Linked DNA regions of Mus musculus: region 2 is linked to region 1. Evidence: chromatin loops called from intact Hi-C (ENCODE). Cell type or tissue: left cerebral cortex. All regions are shown on one strand. Links, peaks and the distances in the headings refer to the core of each region. The heading gives the core; the rest is flanking DNA.

The links. Hi-C counts contacts between places; a loop is a spot of excess contacts. Peaks named below come from ENCODE experiments on the same cell type or tissue, not always from the same donor. Only the 100,000 strongest peaks of a DNase experiment are listed, where the experiment ranks them.
Region 2: it touches region 1 in a loop (2.8-fold over the local background); 1 of 42 quality-filtered maps calls a loop at or near these places.

The regions. Positions count from the first base shown.
Region 1 is chr11:26,194,765-26,207,712 of GRCm38, forward strand. The region is part of intron 1 of 5730522E02Rik (RIKEN cDNA 5730522E02 gene); the gene reads right to left. It overlaps Mir6372 (microRNA 6372), which reads left to right and starts at 7,476; the gene lies at 7,476-7,584. In left cerebral cortex, for the core only: a CTCF peak has its summit at 6,329 (motif pointing right); a DNase peak (open chromatin) is centred at 6,346.
Region 2 is chr11:26,991,715-27,004,662 of GRCm38, forward strand. No RefSeq gene overlaps it. Among named protein-coding and RNA genes, the nearest start is that of Gm25387, 320 kb to the right of the region's middle. In left cerebral cortex, for the core only: a CTCF peak has its summit at 5,213 (motif pointing left); DNase peaks (open chromatin) are centred at 3,985, 5,204 and 5,636; H3K27ac peaks cover 892 bases.

The sequences.
Region 1 (12,948 bases), core at 3,118-11,117:
CATTGCATTGGTGTATCACATGGCCCACTCCACACTAGCCCATGCCAGGAAGAGGGCAGGTGCTGCCTGCCAGAAGCTTCAGTTTAATACTCTGCTATAAAAGCAATAGGAGTCTCCTGCTCATCTGAAACATAGAACCTGTAATAAAAACAGAGCAATTCAAATCTGGCACATTACCATCACGGCTGGCTTATGTACCAGCACTGGTTTGTTGTTTTGTTTTGGTTTGGTTTTTGTTTAGTTCATTTCTCTGTCTGTTTGTTTACTATGCTAGAGTCACAGACTTCATGCAGTTCTGAAACAACTCAGCTCTTCTTAGGTGAACAGTGGGATTGTGGGTAGTGGTGGATTACTACGTAGGGCATTCAATTTCCTTTCTTTTTTGAGGAAATGGATGTAATATATGCCCCAGTTGTTATTTTGGGAACTCACCTCTTCTGAGCTTATTAAATGACTTTAAGTACATAATTTCAGATAAAGTAAGACATTAACAGTTTACAGCCTGGGGAGCAGAAAAGAGAAAGGAAAGCCAGAACATATAAACACTCATTTCATCCAGGTGCATCTCACTTTAAACAATAAATGCAGCCCCAGAGTAGAGTGAAAATGAAATGCCTGTAAATTTAACATTTTAAACTAACCAAGGGTATGGTTACGTAGAGGAAGCTCACGCTTTGGCAATGTGGATCAACCAATTTGCAATTTATCAGTCTATGAAATGTGACCTTTCAGATGTATATATAAAAGCAATGTATATATGCTTCTATGTGAATATGTTCTCGCATGTAGATGTATTAAAAAGTATTCTAATAGTAATATAGTTAAGATACAAATACACTAAAGACATTGGGCTTATCTTGCTGCCCATGTTTTTGGGGGGAGGGGAAGCTTAGAGGAACACAGGAAACCTTAGCTTGAGTATGGGTGTGTTAGAGAGAGCGAGTGCTGTGCAGGAGCCCTCTGTGTCCACTTGGCTGCAAAAATTTATGTGGAGCTATTTTCAAGGCAAGGTTATGGGTTCTGGATCCTCCAGGGATGGAATGTTTTGCCCATGCATTAAATCCACATTCCCTGAGAGCCGAGTGAAAAGACTGCAGAGTGCTCTGCCAATGGCTTCTCCAGCACGGAGTTGTCTTCCTTCTTCCCCTGGCACCTGTGCTGAGGTGTGTGTTGCATTTTACAGGTGGAAATTTAAAGAAAGTGCGGGCTTTTTACTGTGCTTAGAACTTGTGAAGGTTGGGAGACTTGGGGAGATGCTGGCAGTCTAGAGAGGAGCAGCCTCACTGCATGAACAGTTAGCCGGTGTAGTCTTGAAACTGTGCTGTTTGGGAAAACCTCTAATGCTATAAAGTACCAGAAAGAAAGATTGGACTTTTTCTATAGCATTTTAAATTAGGCTGTAGCTATTTTCAACACGGGCTTTTTGGTTTTTTTTTTTTTAAGTTATTTATTATTCTAATTTGAATTCACAAGTATATATGAATACCCCAGACAGAATAAGGCCTTCTCTGCACAGAAATGCTTGTGGGGTGTAATGCACTCAGTGTATGCCCTCCTCCTTTTGATAAAAGCAGTCTATTTGAGGATGGCAAGTAAATGATTAATATTGATAAGGAACAAAAAGTTCAGCATGGAATGGATGGAAGCAGGCAGGAATCAGCAGATAACTCACACTTGGGAGCATTTCAGCCTGCACCCAATCCAGCTTTGGGCACTCTCAGCACATGCCCACGTGCCAGTGGCATCAATAACAGGATGTTCTTGGCAGTGAGCTGGTGGAAGCTCAGGGCCACCCAGAGATACCCAGATACTTAAGTCCTTCCTTCCCCAATTCCTAGACCATTGCTCAGGCAGAAAGGTCCAAGCGAACACCTTGGAGAGGATGATCCTACTCAGCATGAGTGACTCAGTAACTTTAACCCCTGCACTCTGTCCATGTCTAGAGACAGCTTGCATTGGCTTTGGCACCATAGCATTCTATGGATGGAAGAAGAGCTCAGCATTCAGTCCCTTTACCTTTGATCTGAGAAGATAAAAGTCCAGAAAACTGACATGATTTCGTAGAGAACTGACTTCAAAGTCTAGTTTTGGGTGAGCCCTCACTCCTGCAAAAGAAGACAGCATCCTCAAAGCTGTGTGAGGTGCTAGACTAGGTACTGGGCATAGGCTTAAAGGACATGGTCCTATAAGCTCTCTAAAGATGTATCTGATTCATCAGCTCTACTCAGAGCATGAAACTATTCATGAAATGGTCAATTTACCAAAGAATAAATGGGAAATACATTGAATTTGTTAAATGTACCAAGAATTCAGTTTTTAAAAAAAATATCTAGAACCTCTATGAAATTCAATTCCATGATAATTACAAGTTTCAAGGATTAATGAATTAATTTTTGAGACAGGGTCTTATATATCCCAAGATTACTTCAAACTTGCTAATGAGTCCGTGATAAACTTGAACTTCTAATCCTTCTGCCTCTGGTTCTCACAGCTGGGATTAAGTGCTGCACCGGCACAGCCCATTTGTGTGACTGTGGGGATGGAGACCAGGGTTTGTGAATGCCAGCCAAGCACCTGGACACCTGAACTGTAGTCCCAGCTGCCACGAGTTAAGTTTGGTTTTACCTGACTGATTTCTCTTTGTCTGCACAGCAACAACTCTTCGGAACTTAGTTCACTTAGATTGTAATTAATGCACAACAAATTGCCATTCGTAGGAACAAAGCCCGTTATGCTCTTGGAAGTGGTGCTCCGACTACTCTACGACCACTAATAATTTTATTACTTTTTTAATGTCACAAACAAGTGGCAAGGTGACAGAAGCCAGAGAGAGAGAGAAAAGCCACATACTGCATCTTCTAATGGATCTGTTTTCTAGTGGAATAAGTTGCATGGGACAGTTCAATGCCCCGTCACAGCATACTGAAACTTTAGTTAACTTGCTCCTATTCTTTCAAACTCAGCGCTCCTCATCCTTCCTAATGATGTGCCCTGTTAATATAGTTCCCCATCTTGTGTGTAAACCCAACACTACAATTATTTTTGTTGTTACTTCACAACTGTAATTTTGTTCATGTTATGAATTGTTATGTAAATATCTGTGTTTTCTGATGATCTTAGGCAACACCCATGAAAGGTCATTTGATTGCCTGACAAAGGGTTAAGTGTTGTTTTATTCCGCAACAGACTTGTCAGCCCAAAACACATAGCTAACATTGTGTGTGTGTGTGTGTGTGTGTGTGTGTGTTTGACACTTCAGTTGGTTTCCACATGCAGGAATAGGCTGTAGGATATCCGTTTGGTTCATCCAGTTAGCACTGAGGGCAACAGGCAAAACTAAAAAGTACTTGGATTGCAGGAACTTACCCTCTCTTTATGAATTAAGAAGTCTTCATTTGTAAGACAAGCCCAACACTACAGATCACAATAGATTACTTAAAACTCCTGAAAGCCAAAGAACTATTGTCTGAGAAAAGGCATAACACAGGGAACTGAGGCAGAGCCCAGCAGATGGTTAAAGGGCCGCAGGCCAAGTGAAGAGTAGAAAGGGCAAACACTTGGAAGTGCCCCCAAATGGCCTACTATTAATGTGTGGTCTGCAGGGGAAGCACAATAGACAGATATATGGTGAGCTGGCAAGTTGGCTGTTCCATGAGTTAATTGATACAAATCGATCGAGAATCAATTTGTGAAGAAACATGAAGGTGAGGGCCTGGACCTCCATGGCTGCTTCTTGTGCACTGGACTGCTTTTGCTTACTAACTGATGAAACAGGAAAACTGTCTACTACTAGCAAAACAAACAGCTTATAGTCAGTCTCAAAGTCTTCCCAATCAACCACCTCGATACTGCCAGTGAAACTGTGGGATTAGGTCCAGCAGGGGGGCCCCCTGGGTAAATGCACTTGCTTGCCATGTCTAATAATCTCAGTTGATCCCAAGGAGCCACATGCAAGAAGGAGTCTATTCCTACACGTTGTCCTCAGCACACCAGGACATGCACACGCCACCACTACCACCATCTACACCACATAAGTAAACAAATAATAAGAGTTCTTTAAAAGTCTAGAACAGTAGATGATTTTTCAAACATTGAAAACTATGGTCTGAAAGTTTTAGGCCATTGAAGAAGTTCCCTTCAAGTGGGCTGAGATACATATTCTCAAAGAAATATCACAGTTAAGTTTAATGCAAATCCTGTACTGCAAGGTCTCAGTAAAAGAGTTAGATACAGTGGTTTTGACTTACTGCACAAGATGCCACTTTTTCATGGTACCAAGAACCCTAGTTTGAACAAGACTCAAACATTTATATTCATATCATGTGGATGTGTCTGGCCACAGTTAATTTGAACATGTCATTTGATTCCCTGTACAGAATATCGAAAGCTCTGAGGCAGATCCAGGGAGCCTTTCTTCCTGAAACACAAGCACTCACACAATGCTCTTATTAACTATAGCTATCACATCGACACCAAACTGAAAACAGAACCTAACATTCCATCCCACCCAGTGTATGTCACATATGCCTATTATAGGACATGTGTTTCACAATCCAGAGGGAAAGAGCTACACACATCCCATACCTACACATCCAAGCAATCAAAACAACTGTAAGGCTGCTTAAGTACAACATCAAATTTTAAAAACTTAAATAACATATAAAGAAATTCTTCAGATGTTGTTTGACTACTCCAATTTTACACAATCATTAAAGTCCAAAACCACTTCTAGGTTATCTAGAGCCACCTACAGAATTGGGAGGATATTCCCAGGGTGGGAAAAAGGGTAATTATTTGGAAGTAAATTTATGTTTACATAGCCTGCCCACAGTAATCTAATGTGGATCAAATGTATAATTCTTAATTTTCCAGTAGCTGCAACCAAAGAGCTAAGAGTGAATCTACTTTTAATATACCACTTAACTCCCAATGTAGCCAAAGTAATATTTCACTAAGTAATTGACATAAACATTTCACTTTTGATATGTCTTTAAAACCTGGTGTCCTCTTCCACTGATCACAATTCTGTTTGTCAATCCACATTTCAAGAGCTCTTGGCAGCCACATGTGGCTAAGAGTCATCATCTTGGACTCATCATCTCACTTGAGTGATGTTCCTTTGAAGGTTAACAGGATTGGCTGCCTCTCTCTGGACTGAACCATGGGACTGCTTGTTACTGTGGGTCTCAGCATTAGACTGTGGCCAGATGTGTGATGAGAATGAGACGGATCAAAGAGCAACATAATAGGTCCATCATGTTCTGGGCTGTAATGCATATGGAGTATACCAATAATTAATACTTCAAAGTACTGCCTGGACTCTCCTCATGTTTGAAAAATAGTTTCTTTTACATCTGAAGGAACAAGTCACTTCTTAGGACAAGATCAGCCTCGTACTGGCTCACATAGTACTACACTTAAGTGTAGTCTCCATCTTACCTTGAGACACGACATGAGGTGAGCTTAAGCTGCTCTCTCTTGACTGGACCTCTGGCTCAGGCACTCCTCTCACTCCTCAGTACAGTCGGTGGTCCACTTTGCTTTTATTTGGTTCCACCATAGATCATGCCAAAGTCTGAACTCAGTGATCTCACTCCACGTTCCCACAGCAAACACCATATGCCACAGGGTTCTTCCTGGTTGTGACTTTTACCCCACAGTATTCCCACGAGTCTGAATTGTCCCTCTTCCTTAACCAGATAGTGAGATCCTTGAGAGTGCTTCTGTTCTCTTTCAGTCACAGCAGGGAGTATCAAATAAGTGCTCAAGTACGTTTTCCCCATGGTACAATGTCAAACACATGCAGAATGTATAATCAAGTCCATGTACTTAACGAATACTTAAAGATATGTCTAAGAAAAAAAAAGATATGTCTAAGACATCAAATCTTAACCAAAATGCATTCCAAATACATCAATTACATTTCTAGTTCTAGGCCACTGTGCTAAATGCGGAGATTCAGGAAATGTTCTCAAACATGGCAGTTAAAGCAAGGGTAAAGCTTTCCTCAAAAGAATCTGACTGCAACTCGTCTGTGGAAGTTGTTTCAGCAGACTCTGATCCAGAAGGTCACGAGTGCAGCCCAAGACTCGGCATTTTTAATAAACTCTCAAGTGGCACTACTGGTCCAAGGACCACACTTTAAATAGGAAAGACTATGGTCCAGTAGTCAGAAGACCTGAAATTCAGTTGTAACTCGTGTTGTCTGGATGGGACTCATTTCTCTTAATACTGTCGGATCTGCTTGCTCAGCTCTTAAATTGCTTGCAAGAGGAGAGTAGATGATTTCTGTATGATCTATAAGCTCCGAGTTCCACCATGTTCATATTCTGTCAGCCTACAGAGGGCAGTAGGGAGCACAGCAGCGCCTGCTCACTACAGTCATCTGGCATTACTTGCACAGCACAGCACAGCACAGCACAGCACAGCACAGCACAGCACAGCCAGTTATTTTGAAATGTTTGCAGGTGAGGTTCAGAAGTCCTTCTAAACTTCCAGAGCTGAGAACTGTACACTGCAAACATCATGTGATCATGTGTGGATGATTAACTCAACTGACTAATGTCAGTGAGGTCATAAATAAGTAAATGATGATACCTCCAGAAAAATATATTCTTATCTGGAAAACAATACAACAACAAATTGTTGTTGGCTCTAACAAATAGCTCAACACTACTGTGAAGTACAACTTCCAGCACACACACACACACACACATCGCACCACACCATACACTGCACACACATACCACACCCCACACACACAAACACATACACATCACATCCTACCATACATCACATACACACACACAAACACACACACACACACCACACATACACAAACCATACCACACCATGTACTACACACCACACAGACACATACATACCACATCACACCCTAGACCACACACACATACTATACCACACTGTAAACCACACAAGACACACACACCATACTACAACACAGACACACACACACCATTCCACACCATACAACACATACACACACACAACTACAACATAGACCATACACACACATAATTGCACACCATACAACATAGACCACACACACACACACACACACACACACACATACACACACACACATACCACACCACACCACACCACACCACACTACACCACACCACACCACACCACTCAGTGTGTCCTGCATACCTATGCCTTGGAGAAAAGCTATGCAGCATCAGCACAGGTCACCACCCTGATGCTTTTCCAAGTTTCTCAGGCCACCTTATCATCTTGACTCCTGGATCCAAATAAAAATGTAGATTTGTTTCAGATGGAGAAGACCAAAGCCAGCCATCAGGAAACCTCTGGGTATTTTGGAATTCCAAAGTGAGTTCTATTCTAGGGTCTTTGAAAATTACTTTTTTGAAATTGAAGATGTTTAAATGAAAAATTCCAAATACTTTAAAATTGTACCTCATTGGTTTTGAAAAGGCAGAAGTCTTTCATTTCTCACTACCTCTTTGAAAAGAACTGGGGAAACTTCCAGCCTTCTATCCAGGCAGTTTTGGGTTTAAGCATGCTGGTTTTCTATGTCCATCCCTTTATTGAAGGAGTGAAAAGAAGATGCCCTGAAGTAGAATTCCCCCCTAAAATATAAATTCATTTTCCCTCTCAGTGTTCGCTTTGGTCACAGTTCTCTAAAACAGATGACTTGTGTTTTCCAAATACAGCCACACAAAACTACACACAAAACTACTACAGCCACACAAAACTACACACAAAACTACTACAGCCACACAAAACTACACACAAAACTACTACAGCCACACAAAACTACACACAAAACTACTACAGCCACACAAAACTACACACAAAACTACTACAGCCACACAAAACTAGAGGAGCTGCAAGGAGCACATTCAAGATTTGAAGCAAAGGACAAAAATGACATTCTGTTCCCTTCAAAGATGTTGACACCTATCTGAGATGATTAAGCTTGTGTTCTATGAAATTAGGAACAAACAGTACTACAAGCTAGAAGAGTGTGAAAGAGTTGAGAGGAGAAAGATGCCTCGCTTCCAGCTGGGACAGGCAAATGGAAACCTAAATAAAGGCAGGAAAGATTTCATCCACAACTTCAAGGATGCCAGAGACTGGATCATTAGCCCTGAAAAGGAGACTCTATGATCAAGAGCGAGAACACAGAAAGTCACCAGATGAAAGAGTAATGAGGGCGAGCCTGATGCCAGCCAGGTGAAGAGTCCCTGGCATCCAGACTCAGATCCAGTGGCGAAGGCCAGGAAACAAAGCAAAGGCAGCAGGCAAATGGTGTAGCTTCTGCTCTGTGGGCTGGAGTAAAGTGCACACACATCACATTGCAGAAACTAAGAGCTGACAAAAATCAGTCTGTGGGGCCAGAATGGAAGTCCCGAGGGCTCAGCTGACGACTTTCTTTTACAGTTAATGGGGAATCAATGGAAGACTTTTGATTGTCTGTTTTCTATGACACTTAAGTCTGTGTTAAAGAAAACATATTTTGAGGTCAAATAGAGCACAAAAGACAGTGGGGGAGAGATCATTGGACTGAAGCAGAAGAGTACCTGAACCACAGAGCTAGAAAGGGAAAACCCAGAAAAATGCTGGAACTCTATGTGCAAGGGGAACACAGTGATAAATTTGGAGATGATGAAGTCAGTCCACCTACCCCCAGCCGGGACAGGAACTCTGGTTCACTCCTTCAAGTGAAAACTACTTACTATGAACATGATGGTGCTTGCTTAAGGTGTTCAGCCTGCCTGTTGGAACACAGTAGGCCCACATGCAGGGCCAGTGACATGAAGAATATGAAGGACAAATGTCACGTTCTGCTCTTCACACTTTTGTTAAGCTCTCAGTACTCTGCCCTCCCTCTGGTTCCCCAATAGGATGAAGCTTGGTATTCCATTTGCTAATACGACTTCTCTCTAAGTTCCTCATTTGGCAGTATTGTCTGTGTTACAGTGAAACTTTGAGCCCTGGAATTCTTGTTTCACTCTCTGCTTCTGCAGATACCCAAAACAGAATCATTAGGAGACAAACAAGATTAGCTAGAATAATGATCCCAAGAGGTGTCCATATCCTTATAATTCATCAACAGGAAGCTTTATATACCAAACTTACAATATGCTAATGGCACTTTGGAACTCTAACTAAGGTCAATGACTATGAAACTGAGAGACAATCCTCACCTATCCAAGTGTGCCCAATCAAATATTGTAAATCTTTAATTACAGTGAGTCCTTCCCGGCTGAACTTAAGGAGGCAGGACATGGAGGAGTTTTTCAGAAAGATGCAGTATTGCTATACTGGTGGCTCTGAAGGTGGAGGACAGGTAGCAGGACACGAAGTGTGGATGATCTCTGGAAAGCTGAGTCCTACAGTCCTCAGGAACAACTGCCACCCCAGTGATACTTTGATTTAAGTACAATGAAACAGACGTTAAAAGTCTTAATCTACAAAACTGAATAAATGTGCATTGTCTTATGTCACAACATTTGCAGTAACTTTCTATAAAGTGATAGAAATATATACATTACTCTTAAATTATGAATAACTAAAATTTTCTAGTAATCGTAAGAACTGAAAAAATTAATTTTTTCCAATATTCACTTGTATGTTCAAGGCACTGAGTTCCCTGTACTCTAGACTGTGTGATAGTCTTAGGATCAATGAGGCTCTTTTATATAAGCTACATTTTCAATAAAGTATGAGATGGTAAAGAAGCTTAATATTTGCTGCTTTTGCTTTCTAAGCCAAGGAGTTACTATAATTTAATCAATTACATTAAATTTTACATAATGCCCACAAGAACTCATTAAAGAAATGTGCTGGTATAAAGAAGGACCAAGCCAATAGATAGTAGAACGTCATTGTCCATACTCAGAATGATTTTCAGTGCTCCGTTTTCCCACAGCTATATTTAGACACTTTTATTTAGAAAGGGAGACTCCATGACAAACAGATTGTAGAACTATATTCCTAGTTAAAACTTCACCAAATCTTGACAACACAGCAAGGGCTTCATGTAGTAACTTTGACATGCTAATTCTACATAAGCTAAAGTCACTTTGGTGCCTTGCTGGAAATAAATAAATCCTGAATCCATAGTTTCGTTTGGGCATAAAGTTGCTCTCAAATTGCATGCATTTAGAATGTTGTAGCAGCCTTATTTATAATAGCCAGAAGCTGGAAAGAACCCAGATGCCCCTCAACAGAGGAATGGATACAGAAAATGTGGTACATTTACACAATGGAGTACTACTCAGCTATTAAAAAGAATGAATTTATGAAATTCCTAGCCAAATGGATGGACCTGGAGGGCATCACCCTGAGTGAGGTAACACATTCACAAAGGAACTCACACAATATGTACTCACTGATAAGAGGATATTAGCCCAAAACCTAGGATACCCAAGATATAAGATACAATTTGCTAAACACATGAAACTCAAGAAGAATGAAGACTGAAGTGTGGACACTATGCCCCTCCTTAGATTTGGGAACAAAACACCCATGGAAGGAGTTACAGAGACAAAGTTTGGAGCTGAGACGAAAGGATGGACCATCTAGAGACTGCCATATCCAGGGATCCACCCCATAATCAGCTTCCAAACGCTGACACCATTGCATACACTAGCAAGATTTTATCAAAAGGACCCAGATGTAGCTGTCTCTTGTGAGACTATGCCGGGGCCTAGCAAACACAGAAGTGGATGCTCACAGTCAGCTATTGGATGGATCACAGGGCTCCCAATGGAGGAGCTAGAGAAAGTACCCAAGGAGCTAAAGGGATCTGCAACCCTATAGGTGGAACAACATTATGAACTAACCAGTACCCCGGAGCTCTTGACTCTAGCTGCATATGTATCAAAAGATGGCCTAGTCGGCCATCACTGGAAAGAGAGGCCCAATGGACACGCAAACTTTATATGCCCCAGTACAGGGGAACGCCAGGGGCAAAAAGGGGGAGTGGGTGGGTAGGGGAGTGGGGGTGGGTGGGTATGGGGGACTTTTGGTATAGCATTGGAAATGTAATTGAGGAAAATATGTAATAAAAAATATTTAAAAAAAAAAAGAAAAACCAAAATAAATAAATAAATGAAGTTAAAAAAAATGCTTGTGTAGTACAATCCTACAGTTTCTCTGGGTTGCTGTATTAACAGTTTCTGCCTTTTTCTTTCCTTCTACCCAATCTTTGCACCATGCTGGCTTCACCTCTGTCTATGAATCGTGAACGGAAGAGACATTATTCCCTTGAGAGAGCTGGGTTCTCCCAAGGTTGAGTTTGTTGCCTCTATGAGCATTCAGGAGTAAGAACAAAGCCCTCATGATGCACTTCCCTGTCACTTCCAAATTCACCATCTTTCTGATTCACCTTCTTCTTGGTTCTAAGCTTGTATCCTAGTAGGAGTGGAGCACAAGCCCGAGAAAAGCTGGGGCCTTGGTCTCCCAGCTCAGTTATTAACCCCTGAGCTGACCGTATCCCCTCCACCAGAGGCTGTGCTACCTCACTGGCGCTGCGTGCTCATCTCTGAGGAGCAGGTGAGAGCCGGTGGTGATTGCAGCTGCTGCTCCTCTGAACCCTGTCTTGTTCTCAGGCCACAGTCTTTGCACTGCTGCTTTTAGTGGGTTGGGCAGGTCTGAAGACTGGGAAGTAACTGCTTTTGCAGGTAGCTCCATGTAATTTTTCACGGCCTTCCTTCGAGCTTACCACAAAACCAGCGCTTAGTTAAAAAAATGTATTTTTAATTAGGCTAACTTCATATTTTCAATTCTGTCTGCAGATTGCCAAATGCCTTGCTTTTGTTTCTCCTTTCCTAACAAAATACATATACTTAATATGCTTTCACCAACAAAGTTTCAGCAGCCTCTTTATCTTTGCATACCACAGGTCTGAGAATGCTTTATGGACTCCTGATCCAGTTCGGTCATTGAGACGGCAGAGAAGAAGAGTAAGCATTGCTCTTGTCTCTGGTGGGCGGCAAGCAGATATTTCAATGAGGTGTCTGCTTAGAATGTATCCTCTAACTTTGCAAAGATGAGAGACACCAGATTCCCAAAGAAAATAAGGCCCCCAAATATCAAGATAATTTGTGGAAAGGCTGTACTCCCACACATACATATTTCGGCAGGATTTAAGAAAATGAAATAAATGTAAAGTAAGCACTAAGGACATTGAACTTCAAGTCGGCTTGAGTTCTAACACTTCGTAATAAAAAAATAATCTGTTTACTAGAGAGCTTGGTGAATTGGGCAGACCCTGTGGTGTGGTCATGTTTCCCTGAACGGCTAAAGAAGATGACTCGAGAGAATCACCTGTTAGTGAAGACTTTTAATACTAACAAATGTGGCTGCTTTTCAAGGCAGGTGTTCTCACAGGTTTTATTTGCTTTGGAGTTTTTAGTGTAGTTAATGCTATTTTTATTCTGTTTTAACTAAGACTGTGTTTTCTTTAAAACTTGGTTCTGTGACTGAGGTTTGTTTCCAGCTATAATACCTTTTGATAACATCCTCCTTAGGGATTCTTGTTTAAAATGATCTACTACAGGGTTCTGAAAATCCTCTTCTTCCTTGCTCTGCTTCATTCTGGCTTGCACCCTTAACCCTTCAGCCAGCCCATGGGCTGTGCTTGAAAAACATAGCAGCCTTCCATAATCTGAAGCACCATCCATGATCTGGAGCACCATCCATGATCTGGAGCACCGTCCATGATCTGGAGCACCGTCCATGATCTGGAGCACCATCCGTGATCTGGAGCACCGTCCATGATCTGGAACACCATTCCTTGGCTTTTGATCATACTACTTAGTCTTGGTTTTAAAGATATAAAAGTCTACTAATTCTCTTCAAGTTAGAGAAACTTGCAAACTGCACACACTCAATCATGTCATGGGTAAAGAGATATATACATGGCTTCAGAAGGAACTCAGTTCTCTAGGCCCC
Region 2 (12,948 bases), core at 1,613-9,612, 800 kb after region 1:
CAATAAAGGGAGAGTATTTTGCCCCCCTATTAATACTCTGTCTTTTATCTTCTTTTATCTAAATATGCTTTATAAATTCTGTTTTTCTTTTGTTTTTGAAGCATAAGTAAGTGCTACCCATTCCTTAAATAGAGTTTTTCAACTTATATATAGTTTTTCAAAAATTTACAATAAAAAAACAATTGCATCTTTTTACATGTTTACATTTATTACAGTTTTACATGTATTTATTTTTAGTATGTGTGGGTGCAGATGCCACTGTGTGTGTATGGAAGTCAGGGTTATTTGCAGGCATGTGTTGTTTCTTTCTATCATGTAAATCCCAGGGATCAATCTCAGATCCTCCAATGTTCTGAAAGCCATCTCCTCAATCCACTGAGCCTTGCCCAGATCCAAAGCACAATTTCAAGTAGTTTACGAATATAACAAATTGTTTTACTCATAATGTGTAGTAAGGCCATAAAATCTCTTTTATATGAAGCAAAAATCTTGTTTCCTGAATTTGAGAAGTTGACCTATTGACACATTGGCTGTCTAATGTATGCAAAAAAAATCTTTGTCATTTTTCAGGTATCTTTACGATTTTAAAATTATTTGAGACAAAGAATTGTTAGTTGCAAAATGGAAAGTCTACCTGTCTCGTGAATATTGTATCATGTTCTTTAAAACAATAGAACAGATATAGCAAATCGAACAAGATAAAACTGTAAGTAAATGGTATGTACTTCCTCAAATGGACCATCATAGTTTTATAGTCATTGTTTGATACAACATGTGAGATCTTGTACATTTCTGTTCATTTTAAAAATTACTTGTGTGTTTTGACATAAGTTTATTAATTTGCTTTTGAGATGATACTCTATCCTAGAATTCCTCTCTGGAGCTGCTACTGTCTGTTAACAATGATAACAAAACAGGGCTCAGAGAACTCCTTGGAGAGGAGGCAGAAACCATGGAAAGAACAGCCAGGGGGCCTGCCAGGGGAGGGGAGGATGCCAAGAAAACAAGGCCTTCTAAACACATCACAAACAGCACAATATGAACTCACAGAGAGTTAGGCAGCGTTCACAGAGCCTGCCTGGGTCTGCGCTAGATGAGGCTCTGGAGCTGAGAGAAGTGGACAGAAGCCCCCATCCTTAACCCAGAAGCTGCCTCCAAGTGATAACCACTTGTAAATGAAAAATTAGTTATGTGCAAGGGAGTCTCACTAGAGAAACAAACCACTCCTAAGGGTAGGTTCTATGCCCAGCAGTAGATGGCCAACAGAAAACAGACTCGGTGGCATCTTTGGAGGTTCTTTGTCTTATAATATTGCATCATGGCTTTTTTTTTTGACCTTAAAGACATTTGCATATGCATTATGGCTTCCAGTTTTGTGTTTTACGAGATTTCTTTGTGTGTGAATGTATGTTTGTGTGTTCCTTGTGCTTTTTTTTTTTTGCTTTTCTTCTAGTTTTGTTCTATTCCAATTTGTTTTTGCTTTATCTTATTTTATTCTATTCTATTTTCTTTTATTTCATGATCTAGATGCCTGTTTGTTTTCTAATGAGAGACAGACAGAAAGGGTATAGATCCCAGTGGGAGGGGAAAAAGGAGGGACTAGGAGGAGTTCAGGAAGAAGAAACCATAGTAAGAATATATTGTAGGGGGAAAAACCTATTTTCAATAACAGAAAAATGTTACAAATGTTAACAAAACTAAGAGTTTTGAATTCATAATATTTCTCCTTGCAGAATTTTATTGGAGAAGATAATGCCTTTTTATGTCCTTCTTATGGTTGGGAGAATATAATGTGTCCTTGGGCTCATCTACCTGTGTGTGCTAAAAGAGAAATAATTGCAGTTTAAAAACTCTGTTTTGTCAACAACTTGTTATAATTTCTTTATTACCAACATCATAAAGTCACTGTGATCTCACAAGGTTATTTTGGGCAAAAGAAATCCCTAGAGAGAAATTGTTATAAGGAAATAGAAACTGGCTTTGGAGATCTTGTCCTATATCTGTCAATCTTTAAAAACAATGAAGTTCATAAGAAAATAGTGTCTGTGCCTCTGTGCTCTCAAAGAATATGTAACCACTGTAAAGCAGAAACTAAAACATATGAAATAATCAGAAAGTCATTTGGAACTCCAAATTTCTTGCTCTATTACAGAACTTGAGAGAAGAGAGGAATTATACTGATCTCGAATTCTTTCAAAAGATACTACAGGGTGTAACATCCCAAGGGACAGTGGCTAGACCCTGTACCTGTGGAAATTATCCTTTTCAGCATTGTACACACATACGCCCACTGTGTATTAGTCTACGGCTATGATACACATTATGAGCAGCACACATTTTCTGTTCCATTCCTTTCTGAAGAGTGTGATTCTTTTCCTATAAAGGTCTCTCAGCCCACTGTACCATCAGCTGGTGTCTTAAATTGTGAAAATTGTTCGTACAAGTTCTATAGTGCTATACAGCTAGCCTCTCATGATGTTCTCTGAGGGATTTGGTATTCTTTTGCAAACTGATATTTAATGATGCATGAGTGAAACATTTAATTAAAAACCCTTGAATTTGAGAATCTGCAAAACCTGGAAGTTTATCATATAGAGGGAGCTATTAACTATTAGGAAATTTATCTTTTGAATATGCTAAAATATTTGATGAAAACTAATGATTAACCTCAAGATTGCTTTTCTAAGATGAGTCTGAAAGAAATACAGGTGTGTTGTTAGCAATATTTCCCAAATAATACAGGTGGATTAAAATCATCATAAATCATTTTATATCTGTTTTATAAGGAGGAAATATGGTCTGGAAGTCCGTCAAGATCCATCACAGAAAGCAGGGTATTCTATCTTCTCTATCAGCATTTTCTAGAATTCTTGAATTGAGTATCAGAGTAACAGTGCTTTATGTACATAATTAAACACATGATTTTGGCTGGAACAAAGAGATACATTTACTACTGTTTCTTTCATCTTCAGTTGCCACCCCCAGAAAGACGACACTACCAGAATGACGTTTCTAGCAGTAGGTCTTCTAAACTAGCCTAAACTAGTATGGCAGGTAGAAATATCCTCAAAGGAAATGTAACATGCTTTTTCCTCTGGCAAGGATGTGCAAAATTGAAATATACTATTTTTTTCCCAGCAAGCAAGCAGGCTGCACATATATCTATCATTATTCAGCATCAAACCAAAGAGTCTGATTCTGAATTCCAATTCCTACCGACTATGTAGCTCCCAATTATGGAATCTGCAACTGCTGGTTCTGGGATGATCAAGGAGCATGCTGTTTGAAAGACCACAATTTGGCTGTAAGTAATCAATACACTATTTCAAAAGCCATCTCGATGCACAGTTTGATTTAGCGATGCAGAGAGCACCACACGGAAGCCTGCCCCACAAGTCTTGTTAAGTCAGTGTCTCCTAAGTTAGTGTACTTTGTCCTATTTGTTCATTTTTGGAGACCCCAGAACATTTTCTTTTTCACTGTCATTCATGGATATTTTTTTGGATTATAAAGGAAAGAGGGTCATGGTTTAAAACTAAACACAACCCCCTCCTTCCTAGCTCCTGCCTCTAGCCCCTTCTTCTTTCCTGGTCCTGAAATGAGGAGAGAGTACAATGTAGGATTTAAACTTCCCATGGGCCATAAAACATGCAGACTCCTCTGCTGAAAGTAATGTTTGTCGATTTGAAGTTTTACAAAATTCTATAGCATTTAATCATTGTTCCAATCAGAAAAAAAGCATTATTGAGGTATGAAGAAATATGATGCCCTTTAACAACCTATATTGTCTTTCTTATTTTTAAATCTGAGAAATAGAAAATACTGGGAAGTGAAGTGCTCCAGATAAAATAGGTTGAAAAATGTTACTAGATCCAGGATTAGAACCTGAATCTTCATTATCCTACAGTGTGTAGGAGAGCTAGCACTTACTGCTGAGACACAAAGGACAAAAATCATACCACCTAGACTGAATTCAAAGTCCATCCCACCCTTATCTGCCGCCCCCACTTCCATCTTGAAGCTAGTTAATACCAGACCACCTAGACTGAACTCACAGTCCATTTCATTCCCACATCGCTTAGACTGAGCTAAATCCGACCCACCCCACCCCTGCTCCTGAAGTTGGTGGACCCCGACCCCCAATGAAGGGCATTGTGATGCCTCTATTGGAGATTTCAAGTTTTTGCCAAGTCCACAAAAGCAATTCATCTTTAATGATTTATTGGTGACATGGATGCAAACGTGAATGGTTGCTTTGTTATTATTTGGGATGTTTGCCTGATTGGAAAGGGGTATGTATCCAGTTGACTGAAGAAGATTGGATGACAGAGTGGAGTGTGGATAGGGCAGGGGGAGTAGGAGAGTGAGAGGAAAGACAATCTTCTGTGACCCTCTAGAGAACTCCCTGCACTCCTAAGAAATATAAATGCAATGAGGACACTGACAAAAAAACACTTGATCTGGGCTTTTTCCTTAATTAAATTAGAGCGATTTGAGGAGCTGACTGAATAATGGGGTCAGGGAGACAAGAACAGCAATCTTAAGGAATTTTTCGTTCATTATGTTTATAGATTGTTTGGCTTTTTTTCTTTTCAGCAGCACATGGGAAGGCAGGATAACTTCTTGTTTGTACTATGTGGGTTAGCTTAGAAATTTCTGCATACCATGTATACTAGGGAGTAAGATAACTGCATTGCCAGAATATGAGGTATCTGGTAGTATCACACTGTTGTAAGCAGTGTCCCTAGGGGGCAGGAGCTCTGTTATCCTTCCTTGCACCTCTGGGACTTCTCTGGTACTAGAGTATGTGAATGGGGGTGGGAGAGGGAAGCAGACTTGCACATCCAGGCACCTGGGTTCAGTGCTGTCTGTAGCTATACTCCTAAATGGACATTGTATTGGAGTTACAGATTATAGGTGATATTTGCTAGTACTTCATGGTCTGCTCTGGGATATGAGGTATCTGGAGAGTGGGGTACATATGAGGCTGGATGATGTGAGGTGCATCTCTCTCCACGAACTACTCAGGAATGTGCTGATCATTCCCAGGGGATCAGAAGAGATTCCTAGTGGAAACTGCTTCAGGATCAGAGAGGAGCTATTTGTTTGGAGGGTCCAAGTTTTTAACAACAAAACCAGAAATTGTCAACCAGCTGAAGGACTGGATCAGCTTGTGTCTGGTGGAACGGGAGTGCTCTCTGCTGTTCAAGAGCAGAAGTGCATGTACAGAAGGCTCCTGCTAAATCCTTAATGCAGGTTATCTGAAACATCTAAAGATGCTTCCTTCCAAAGCCAGATATCTTTGGGGGATACCAGCATTTGTCTCCACTAAACGGTGCAGTTTTGGATTGTAAGGACATAGCATCCAGGCTAAGCATCCAATGATATCAGAACCCACACAGAATATAGTTTTTTAATTCTCACTTGGGCAAGGGGGTATAAAATTAATCACAGTGGAATGATATATGTATGTGGGGTATTTTTCATGGGCAGAAGTGCTATCATAAACTATTTTTATGCTTCCTTCTTTATGAGTGGTCAGTATTTCTACATCAGGGAAACCAGATTGTTGGAACTCCATATCTGGAGCTTCTTGCATATTTGCTTTTGAAATGTGTGTTATATAAGCTATGAAGTTAACATGGTCTAAAATCATGCACAGGTTTCTATGTGGTGTTAAGGATGAGGACCATGGCACTTCTATCCTAAGATGTGCACAGGGGTCTTAGGGGAAGATACTAGTTACTGCAGGACTGCCATTTGCCAGCATCAAATTTAACATTGGTTGCATCTGTAGATGTTATTCTATCTATTGTTTCTTATGGGGTGCTAAAGATTTTTAAAATGTCTATGAATCATTACTGGCTGAATGGCTAACAAGTAAAAGGTTGCCTTTTCAGTATTATCCATCTATGTCTGATATTTGCAGAACCATTACAAAGTGAGGAAGACAAAAATGTCTGAGACTTTAAATAGTTTATTTTTTAAAAATAACTGTGACAAAATATTAATGCTGTAAAAAGTACTGGATCATCATTTAAAGACCTTCAATTTTAACAATATCAAGCACATTAATATCATGCAGTCATCACTAAGATATTTTCGGAATCCTCTTTCCAATCTGAAACTCTACCCATTACACAACAGTAAGCCATCTTCATTTCGATCCTTTGTATGTTTGTATATGTGTGGATACATATATATTCATGTGTGTGAGTGTGTATCTGCCATAGCACACATATGGAGGTCAGAGGACAACCTCAGTGCTTGTCTTAGTTACACAGCTCCTTTCACACAGAGTCTCTTCTTCATTCCTGTGTACTTCAGGCTAGATGGCCTGAGAGCTTCCCCGAATCCTCCTGTCCTCAACTCCCAATTCACTGAAGGATTGCTGGGGTTACTTACACTTCACTTCATTGTCTCTGACTTTATATGAATTCTGGGGATCCGGTGTTTGGTCCTTATGTTTGTACCTTATTAAGTACCCACTGAGCTATCACTCTGTCCCCAGCAAAAATCCATTAAGGCATGTAAAGGAGACATGCAACTGTTGCCTGAGTATGAGGCAGGAGAATTACTTTTGCCCATGAGTTAATCTAGGGTCAGTTTGTGTAAGATAATGAGATTTCTTTTAAAAAAGAACCAAGGCTTGGGAGATGAGTCAGTCAGTAAAGTGTTTGTCATGGAAGTGGGAGGGCATAAGTTCAATTTTCTGCACCCACGTAAAAAGCCAGGTGTGATGAAATTCAAGAAGAATGAAGACCAAAGTGTGGACACTTTGCCCCTTCTTAGAATTGGGAACAAAACACTCATGGAAGGAGTTACAGAGACAAAGTTTGGAGTTGAGATGAAAGGATGGACCATCTAGAGACTGCTATACCCGGGGATCCATCCCATAATCAGCCTCCAAACGTTGACACCATTGCATACACCAGCAAGATTTTGCTGAAAGGACCCTGATATAGCTGTCTCTTGTGAGGCTATGCAGGGCCCTGGCAAACACATAAGTGGAGGCTCACAGTCAGCTATTGGATGGATCACAAGGCCCCCAATGGAGGAACTAGAGAAGCTAAAGGAGTCTGCAACCCTATAGGTGGAACAACAATATGAACTAACCAGTACCCCTAGAGCTCATGTCTCTAGCTGCATATATAGCAGAAGATGGCCTAGTTGGCCATCATTGGGAAGAGAGGCCCCTTGGTCTTGCAAACTTTATACTTCAGTACGGGGGAAAGCCAGGGCCAAGAAGTGGGAGTGGTTGGGTAGGAGAGTGGGGGAGGGAGGGCATGGGGGACTTTTGGGATAGCATTTGAAATGTAAATGAAGAAAATATCTAATTAAAATAAATTAATAAAAAATAAAATAAAATAAAATAAAATAAAATAAAATAAAAGCCAGGTGTGATGGTGAACACTTTTCATTACGCAGAGATCAGTGAATCCCTGGGTCTTGCTGGCCAGACAGCTTAGCCTAATCCATGAGCCATAGGTTCCAGCAAGGGACCCTGCCTTAAATAAAGAAAGCAGATACCTTCTAAGGTGTTATCCTCATGAATGTCCACATACTTGCATGCGAACCATCTTTCCCACAAACATGTTCACGCACACACACACACACACACACACACACACACACACACTCATAGAAGGAGTCCTCTAGCCATTCTTTCTTTTTGTTAGCTTCTGTAAACTAACAGTCTGTTCTTATGAAAGCCATCGATTCTTTTTTTTTGTTATCTCTACTAGACACTTCACTTAAATGGAATCACTAAGTACTTGTTCTATCCTGCATGGATTATTTCATTTAGCATAGTGTCCTGCTTGCTCACTGATGTTGTCAGGATTTTATTCCTTCATGAGGCCTAATATGTATTTTGTTTGTTCATTCACTGTCAGGTATCTGTGATGTTGCTACTTTTATAATTCCACACAAATTTTAGAATATAACATATTTACCAATGAACTAAATTTTAATTTTTATACAAGGGGCTTTTTGTATACTTAGCAACAGTTAATGTCCCACTCAGTAGTTAAATCAGAAGGATTCCATTAGTCAACCATAGTCTAGAAGTTTTCATCAATGCCAAGTAACATTAAAGAGAACACTGTTATTAATCATTATGCTTAAATAACCATGACATATGCAGGTACTAATTTGACTTGGAAACCAAACGATGATCAATTAAAAAGCTAAAGGAAGATAGTTAAGGAAAACTGCCAACCACCAAGTTGCTATACAGAATGCAAACATATTTTACCCGGACCCTGAACAAGAGTCAGAAGCAGATAAACAGTTTAAGCACAGTAATAGATTATATTTTCCATCTGCTTCTTTTGGAAACATAAGCTTTTCTGGACTCATTCTATTTCATTTCATGGCAGTATGATTGAGAGAGAGTGGTAGTACCTTAGCTCTCATAACTTTATGTTATATTTTAATAAATGGCAGAGAAATCTCAAATTCTCCAACCTGTGACCAGAATTTTTAAAGATACTTTTGCTCCTGTACTTGAGAGTATTCAAGTTAAGTCACACAGTTCAACTTAGAAACTACTCTACTGTTGTGCCAGAATGTTGGCCTGCCATGAGTAGGGTCCTAGCCTCAATCCTTACCATGTCTATCATAACTGCCTTGTAGACTTTTCAGTGCAATTCCATAATTCTAAACATTACAAAATTTTTGAATTGAAAAATCTATATGCCTCCTAATTTCCTTCACTGTGGCCATAAAAAGCAGCAGCTCTGACTTCAAACCCAAGATCCCCAGTGACTTTCAGTGACAGACACTCAGTGCCTTCTCTACTTGGCACATGGTAACTGTGAAAGAGTTTGGAGGGTAAATACATTTTGTTCTCTTAATTCAGGATAGCAATGGAGGCAATAGTCAAGAAACTGTCTTTAGGAAAGATGGTCACAACCTAATGCTCTGGGGGACATTTTATTAACTGACAAGTTCAAGTCACCTGGAACTTTATTTCCTAACTGAAAGTGCTGAGTGTACACAGGTGGCCTGATGCTGGGGGGGGGGGTTTGTGGGGGTGACTTGGTGTACAGGAATACTGTAACATTTGCTTTTTCTGGGATCCTCGACGACTTTAAAATACAAGCATGACATTGACAAACATCATTTTACACCTGTCACTTTTGGTCTCACAAAGGTCAATAACAGCAAGATAGGAATATTGTAGCATAACAGGAAGTAAGAGCTGTAGCAGTTCCCAGAGGAACTACCATAATATCTTCATTTTATATCATACTTTTCTCATAAAAATTTATTCCTAGTAATTGACACATTTGTCTCTTTGACCAGATCCTTTTTCCTGAGGTAGCCAGAGGTAAATGTTGCTTTGGTAAAGCTGAGTTGGTAAAAGGGACAAAGTCTTCACAGGTCCCAGAAGCCCCTGGAAGACTTTCCACAACTGGCATTTGATAGTGTAATCCTTCCAAAACTGAAGGTTGGTTTTAGCTTTCTTTCCCATCTTCCATATAATCTGAGAAAGCTCTCAAAATGAAGTCAAATTTATACCTCACTGACAAAAGTGCTGATGAAGGAAAGAATAAAATTTCTGTAGGAAACTGGAGGTGTCTCCACAGGACTGTCCCACCTCAACATTTAGAGTTCGAGAGGAGTTTGGAGTAGCTTAACTCCATGGATACCCTTTCCATCTTGGTGTGTACAAGTTCTGGACCAAGCACAATCAGTAGATCTGACCCAGATGATAAAGGCAGGGCCCTGGTCACATTTTAAAATAAGTGTAGTTCTATTGTATTGCAAGAGTTGAGGATCATTTCTATCACTACCAATTAAGGGTGATGTGAAACTGACTTTGCTCTAGTTGCTAGGTACTTACATTATGTAATAGGTGGGATTAGTTTAACACTTTCTATTAATTTCCTAATATACAGAGGCTATAGATATAGATCTGTTATTTAGTTTATCGATTTTCAAATATTTTGAATTTTAAATATAAAATGTCCTGCTTTTCATAGACTGCTTTCCATGTTTTGAGTTTAACATTTCAACATGCAAAGAGCTACACACAAAGCAAAGTAAATCAGGAACACATAGGACATTTTTCCTGGATATTTCATATTCAAGCAGGAAAGGTTATTTCTGATCTTGAGTGAACCCAGGATGGAGATATTTCAACAAAGCAAGGCTAAATTTTCACTTGTTCATAGTAGAGTTTTCAAGTAGCTGAAAGTTTATGTTTAAAAATCACATTGCAAAGGAAAATTCTGGAAGAACAAGTCAAAGTCTTTCATTCAGAAAACACCCATGGAAGGAGTTACAGAGACAAAGTTTGGAGTTGAGATGAAAGGATGGACCATCTAGAGACTGCCATACCTGGGATCCATCCCATAATCAGCCTCCAAGCACTGACACCATTGCATACACTAGCAAGATTTTGCTGAAAGGACCCTGATATAGCTGTCTCTTCTGAGGCTATGCCAGGGCCTAGCAAACACAGAAGTGGATGCTCACAGCCAGCTATTGGATGGATCACAGGGCCCCCAATGTAGGAGCTAGAGAAAATACACAAGGAGGTAAAGGGATCTGCAACCCTATAGGTAGAACAACAATATGAAGTAACCAGTACACTTCGGAGCTCGTGTCTCTAGCTGCATATGTATCAGAAGATGGCCTAGTCTGCCATTAATGGAAAGAGAGGCCCATTGGTCTTGCAAACTTTATATGCCACAGTACAGGAGAATGCCAGGGCCAAGAATTGGGAAGTGTGTGGGTAGGGGAATGGGGGGAGGGCATGGGGGACTTTTGGGATAGCACTGGAAATGTAAATGAAGATAATACCTAATTAAAAAAAAGAGTATCTTCTGCTTAACTTTCTCTATTCATATCATTACAATGCCTTGGATTATAGCCCATGTGAGTACAGATGGAAGACTGGCATGTAGCCTAAGACATGTAGAAGTAAAAGTGTGTAAATGGAGACCCCCAAAGATACCATGGGTATTTCAGGCTCTCTGGGATACAGTGGGGCTCTACATCCCCACTTCTCCACTCCTTGGGTACTCTGAATTGTTGCACATGGTTCCATGGTTTGTCTTTTATTTCATAAACTTCATTTTCTAGGGGGAGGATTGACTTTCTCTGACCTCTCTCCCAATTCTAATTTCCATTTCCTCCTTTCTTCTTACCAGTACCATTTTATCCTTAACAGCTTTTATTGGTACAGTTATCTTTAGACAGATGTAAAGAGGTCTAGGTAAGTAACTAACCAGCTCTCTGATTTCAATGACTCATATGATGTACTAATGAATATCAGCTAAGGAACAAGATCTTTGTGGCAAAAGTGACGTCAGAGGACAGTTTTGAAGTCCATAGATACTTTGGGAAGGCATGGGCTGTGAAAAAGTTTCTTCAAATAAACAAAACAAAATAGAATTTTGTCATGATTATAATATATTTCATATCTTCTTTTAGTTGTAAGATTAAAGTGTGCAATAGAAGTAAACTCAAAGGAGTCTGTGGATCACAGCAAGCTACCACAATGTTTACTAAGGAAGTTCTAATGATGAGCATACAGTGACTATAGCCAGATTGCTCAGTGAAGCTCTTTTCTTACTCAACAGTGCTCTATGCAATACCTCTTAGGGGCTAAAGCCTTTAGTAGAGCAGTGCTTACAATCCTCTTATGAGCTGGAAGCATCCAGGAATACCATTCCCCATGGGAAGTCTTTTTGCATACTTCAGTTCAATGAAGGACTTGCAAGATTAAGATATGTATGCTGACTTTGAAACTAAGGCAGAAAAGTAAACAAGCAAGCATTCTTTCAAATATGAAAAGACTATTCATACTTTAAATTAATTGTGTGTGACATTTTAGTAGATTTGTATTTGTAAAATTTGTTTCTTTCCAAGAATGTCCATCAATTATATTATTATATTTTAATAATGAATTATTATATTTTAATAATGAATCTGAGCATATATTTGGCAAGGTTAGGGTATAGAATTGAAGAGTCTGAAACAGAGTGAAATCTAGCTTATGCACACATTGAGCTCATGTGGTTGCTCTTTTTTTTTAACTCATCACACACTTCACTGACTACAGTTTACTGGAAGACAAACATCCATTTATCTATATATTTCACTGATACAGCTGCAAAGTTCATGTTTGCTCAGGTCTCTGCAATTAATAAAAGACATCTAGGCACATCTTTTCATTTGGTCTTGACAAGTCTTCTATTGAGTTAAATACTGATTCTTACAACTAAAGAAAGAAAACATAAATACTCTAAGCAGTCCAAGTGAAAATGTATGTGATTTAGATCCCAATGGTGAGGAGTACTTGGTTCCAAATCCATTGCTCTTCTGAGCACAATTATGGTGCTAATGCTTGGTAGAAGCTATGGAGCGCTAACTTTTCTGAAGGAGTAAGAAGGGCTAGCTTCTCACAGTTCCTTATTAACATCCCAACACTGAAAGGGAGGTGTGACATGAGGGTGTCCGGACAAATGCACTATAAGGCAAGACAGTGTAGCAACAGAAGATTTAACCTCCATCCTATTTGACTTCAAGCTATTCCTCAACTTATTGTTTAGCTAGATTGCAACATATCTAGTAACAGTGGTGAACAATCCATAGCTCCTTGGACCCAAGTCAGTCTATATTTATTAAGAAAGACTTATTGAAGCATTGCTATACCTGATTGCTTATGTAATTTGCTATCATGTCTCCTACATTGTCATTGCAGATCTGAGTCACTGTGACAGAGGTCAAATGCTTTGTGAGGCACTTTCCCTAGACAGTGTATTTGTCTTTTGTCTTTGTTCCTTTACACTTTATTTCATGTTGATATTTTATTCTCCCTTAACTTATTCTGTTTCCTCTACCATTGGTATTTTATCAAAGAAAAAATTTATGTATGGCTCTAGCTAGTCAGGGTATTTGTTTTAGCTAGCAGTAACTTGGTTGGCATGGGTT